2 separate regions of the Homo sapiens genome follow, and region 2 is linked to region 1. Evidence: chromatin loops called from intact Hi-C (ENCODE). Cell type or tissue: right lobe of liver. All regions are shown on one strand.

What was found. A loop is a pair of places that touch in the nucleus more often than their neighbours do. Peaks named below come from ENCODE experiments on the same cell type or tissue, not always from the same donor. Only the 100,000 strongest peaks of a DNase experiment are listed, where the experiment ranks them.
Region 2: it touches region 1 in a loop (3-fold over the local background); 8 of 110 quality-filtered maps call a loop at or near these places.

What each region holds. Positions count from the first base shown.
Region 1 is chr1:216,118,310-216,120,809 of GRCh38, reverse strand. The region is part of intron 21 of USH2A (usherin); the gene reads left to right. Among named protein-coding and RNA genes, the nearest start is that of USH2A-AS2, 47 kb to the right of the region's middle. In right lobe of liver, a CTCF peak has its summit at 1,001 (motif pointing right); no DNase peak of the experiment used is centred here.
Region 2 is chr1:216,219,805-216,222,304 of GRCh38, reverse strand. All of the region lies in intron 14 of USH2A (usherin), which reads left to right. The region is part of intron 2 of USH2A-AS1 (USH2A antisense RNA 1); the gene reads right to left. Among named protein-coding and RNA genes, the nearest start is that of USH2A-AS1, 27 kb to the right of the region's middle. In right lobe of liver, a CTCF peak has its summit at 955 (motif pointing right); a DNase peak (open chromatin) is centred at 954; H3K4me3 peaks cover 480 bases; H3K27ac peaks cover 382 bases.

The DNA.
Region 1 (2,500 bases):
GCGCCATCTCGGCTCACTGCAATCTCCACCTCCCGGGTTCAAGCGATTCTCCTGCTCAGCTTCCTGAGTAGTTGGGACTACAGGTGCCCGCCACCATGCCCGGCTAATTTTTGTATTTTTAGTGGAGACGAGGCCGGGTGCGGTGGCTCGCCCTTGTGGTCCTAGCACTTTGGGAGGCCGAGGCGGGTGGATCATGAGGTCAGGAGTTCGAGACCAGCCTGGCCAAGATGGTGAAACCCCGTCTCTGCTAACAATGCAAGAGATTAGCTGGGCGCTGTGGCGGGAGCCTGTAGTCCCAGCTACTCGGGAGGCTGAGGCAGGAGAATGGCGTGAACCCGGGAGGCGGAGCTTGCAGTGAGCTGAGATCGCGCCATTGCACTCCAGCCTGGGTGACAGAGCGAGACTCCATCGCTAAATAAATAAATAAATACATAAATAATACAGACGGGGTTTCACCGTGTTGGCCAGGCTGGCCTCAATCTCCTGACCTCAGATGATCCATCCACCTTGGCCTCCCAAAGTGATGGGATTACAGGCGTGAGCCACAGTGCCCAGCCATTTTTTTTTTTTTTTTTTTTTTTTTTTTTTTTGCTATTTAGTATGACCTGTTTTAATAGCGGTCCTAAACTTTAAATGACTTATTTTTCAATCTTATAGTCAAATGTCAAGAGTCATTAATAGTATCTCAAACAAAACTTGCATTTTAAGGTTAAGCAATCCTGGATGACTGAAAAAAATATGTATCTGCTTTTTTGTACTTATTTTATTCTAAATCCACATTAGAAAAATGTTTATGATTTTATTCTTTTTCAATAAAAAAAAACAAGTGAATATCCACGAAGTACCTGACTCTTGGCTAGGTGTTGAGGAGGAAAAGCAAACCCATCAATGTCTGTGCACTTGGAAATAACCATCTGGGAGAAGAGAAGCTCCTTTCAACCTAGGGATGTCTATAGATAAGAATGAAATTGCACCATAGAAAGAAAGCATATCAACATTGCCTGCTACCAACAGATGGCACTGTTAATGGTTTGTATCACAACTGTATTTGTGGGACCAATAGATTTGCTAACATTCTCAGAAGGTAGTCTGGAAGGAGAAGAGCCTCTGTTAAGGCAGTGAAATGATATACATGCTCAATTTTGTTTAATTATCTTGTCAAAATTCCTGGAAAAAAATAAAAAAATATATTTATATGGGATATTTCGTTTAATTAAAATACATCATCTTTTACCAAAATTAATATATGTGAAATTAAATTGTAGTAGAACTTTAAAACAACATAGAGTTCCTATTGCTTTGAATAATTGGTCTTTACATTTAGTATTATATTATATGTTATATTGTTATGTATACCATATATATAATGTTATATTATATACTGTAATATTAGAGTAGCAACTGATACTCACAAAGCTAAACAACTCAGTTCCACTGAAATATACCAGATTTTGACTTAGTTTTAAAAGGGAGGACCTAGAAACAGAGAGAAAATGCATCAGTGGGTAAAATCATTTACCTCTAATGTTTTATTTCACCTCTATGGTTTTTAGTGTACTAGAGAGCTGTTTAATCAGACCATTACCAAATTGAATAAATGGCTACTTAGTGATTACTGAACTATTTAGTGATGGGGTTGGGGAGAACTCCTTTTTTAAAAATAAGCCTTTTGAATAGTTCATATAAGACCATCCTAATAAATAAAATGGAACAGAATGTGTTTGCCATGTAATAGCTTAGTGATTTTTAATTTCTGTATTGTGATGAAACAACCAGCTTTTCTAGAATGTAGCCAGTCCTTTGTTTCTCAGAAGCTGTGCACACTTGCGGCATTCAGTCCTAGTGCTGCCATAACAGAGTTTCTAAACACTAGTTCAGAAATGAGACATTTTTGTTTAGTCTCTGTTTGGGCACAGCCAAGAGTTTAAGACTGTACATGGAGAGAAACTTGCTTTTTTCTGTGGATGTAATCCAGGGGACCTGTTGAGGTCTTTAATGGGTGGCTGACAGGATGAACTGGGCATTCAATATTAAAGGGTGGTATCATAGCAAGGGGGTTACCCCAGCAGAGTTTGTAGATCAGGAATTGTTTAGAGCCTAGATCTTGGGAAAGTGAACAAGAAGCATGTTAACTAAAGATAAAAAACAGAAACCAGGTATTGTCTTTTTAAACTCTGAGCTCTTGGAGTGGCGATCATGTCTTTTCCATATTAGTATCTCCAGTGATGAGCATTGTCTGTTGGAGACACTCAATATACATTTCTTGAATAGAGTAAGGATTTACTGGACTTTGACACAGAACTAAGGTTCTGTGTGATAGAGGTCTGTGTGCTTATGAGAAGCTGGACTGTGTAGGTGAGGATGCTAAGGCTCCTGTTCCCATAGAGAAGTCCTTGAGATGGCTCAAGCTGCTGGTTCCCTTTTTTCTTGGACTTTGCAGGTATTCAAGGTGTCTCTAGTTAGAAGCTTTATGTTTTGTAATGGGTAAAAATAGTGCTAA
Region 2 (2,500 bases), 100 kb before region 1:
GTTGCTTTCCTGCTACAGCAGCAGAGTTGAGTTACAATAGAGCTCATATGGCCTGCAAAGCCTAAAATATTTACTATCTCATCCTTTATAGATAAAGATTGCTGACCTTGTAACTAGATTTACTGTCACCTTGGACAAATTAGTCTCACTAAGCATAATAGAATCATAACTTTATAGACTGGGAAAGAACCTTAAAAGTAATTTTGGTTAAACTCTACCCTATACATTTCTCTGCGTAAATCACCTTTTCAGAAAAACTGGTGAATGGCCATTCAGCTTCTGCTCCAAAACATGGAACTAAAAGGAGCTCACTGTCTCATGAAGTAGCTCATGTTTATTTCAAACAGCTGTAATTCTTCAACAAATAGAAATATATTATTTATATTGACCAAAAAGTTGCAGTCTTTTGACTTTCTTGCCTAGTCTTATTTATGCCTTCTGAGACCATAGAGAATAAGTGAAATCTCTCTTCTATCTGTGAGCACTTTAAAAATTTGATTCTGCTATCATATCTGAAAGTTATTTAGTTATTTGCATAAATATGTGGAGTGTCAACAAAGGAGAAAGAGACAGTGTTCTCAGATCAGAACCTTGCTGAGCAAGCTGCCTGGACTTAGCTGTCACTATTGCATGGATGCAAGGGAGTCACTGCCCCTGGTCCAGCTTTTATGAGTTTCTCTATTTGTGCCTGGGAAATTCACCAAAGAGGGTGGGGTTGCACACTGTTAACGTCTCCCTTTCAGATGAGGCACTCGTATTTCCTTGTTCAATAAGCCATGTAAATATGGCTTTCAGTTCACACAGCGTGGATGCCCAAGCCTCAAATCCCTCTCCTATAATTCTGATTCCATCTCCAAGAGAATTCAGATGCTGTTAGTAGTCTGTAACTAAAGCGAAACTAAGAAGCTCAATGAAACCACAGCTCCTCTGTTAATCGGGGAAAACCAAACTCCTCTAGAGGGCACTGTAGCACTCACCGAATTCTGTGAACTGAGAACACTGGTTTAAGAGAATCTGAACAGATACCAGCTCTTAAAGAAAACTGTCCATTCCCTGGGAGTGAGGTTAGCCAGGGGGACAGAGTTAAGCCAATAAAAAGGGGCTCAAAAGAGCTAACTTGTTACTAGAGCTACAAACCATGTTTGGATTAATCTCCGGTGTCCTATCCTAAGTCTAAAGCTTCCCTGGTGCTTTATTCACTATTAATTCCTGTATCCGACAATATTTACTGAATCCTTACTGTGTGCTAGCCTTTGTGTTAGGGACTGATGGAAAAAACTAAGACAAAAACAAACAAAAAAACTCTGCCGAATTTCTCCAATTTGCCTTGAAGTCTCATTCTCTTTTGTTTATTAATAATCCTTATCTAAAATCCCTTAGCAATTGGAGATCTCTTTCTCCTTCGTTCTTTATGTTGAATGATGTCTTCATCATCCCCATTAGCAAGTTAGAAGACCGGGAGTAACTTTATACCTATCCTCCCTTCTCTTTTCAATTCGGCCTCCCATTCTACCAATTTTACTTAACATTTCTCAGGTCTATCCTACTCATTTCCATTGCTCCTTGCCACTGCCCCAAGGTAGCATTATCTTACTTCTGCTCACCTTTCCAGGTTTATCTATCACCATTTCTCATTATGAATTTACATCCAGGAGTACTGAGGTGCTTGCAATTTCATACCCTCTTCTGCTTTTTCTTTTTTTTCTCTATTTTTGCCCCTCCCCGACTTCCCTGGCTTATTTCTACTCATCTTTTAACGTTCAGCCCAAGCATCTCCTCCAAGACTTCTACTTAAAATTACCCTTCCCATCCCTTCTTCTGCTACCAGACTAGTTAAGTTGCCCCTTTTCTGGACCTTTAGAGTCTGGATACATCTTTATTAATGCTGTTTCCGTTTTTTCTTGCATACGAGATTGTGAGCTCCTTGAGGACCGGGGCAATTCTATAAGATTCATCTCTACATCCTTGATGTTTATTCCAGTCCTGGAACATAGCTGGCCCTCAATGAATGTTATTTATGTCAATCAATATTTAAATCAATTTGATAGTACCCATGAGCTGAGGCCCCATAGAGAGGAGGGGTGTACAAAGAGAAATGTCAATAAATTGACCTATATATCTTGGGATATATCTCTGGGCCTCCTACAGCAGTTCTCCCTCAGATGATGAATTTTCTGACAATGATGTGCATTACTGAAACATATTCCTTTCATTAATAGTTAGGTTTCAACAGTAATAATTAGGATAACCATTTCTCTCACTGTTTCCACAACTGGAAGAAATTCCTAAGAAAGGAAGGTATATGAAATTTGTGATGTAGGAGACAGAGGCCAACTTCTTTCCCATTGTAACCAGCAAATACTGAGTTATGTAAGGGTCCAAAGAGAACTATCATAGCAAAGTGCTGGCAGAGATTAGTGATGCTTTACTCCTGTTTTGTTTACCATAATGAACTGGTCAATAAACATCACAAATTGTTTATCTATATAAATCTTGACAG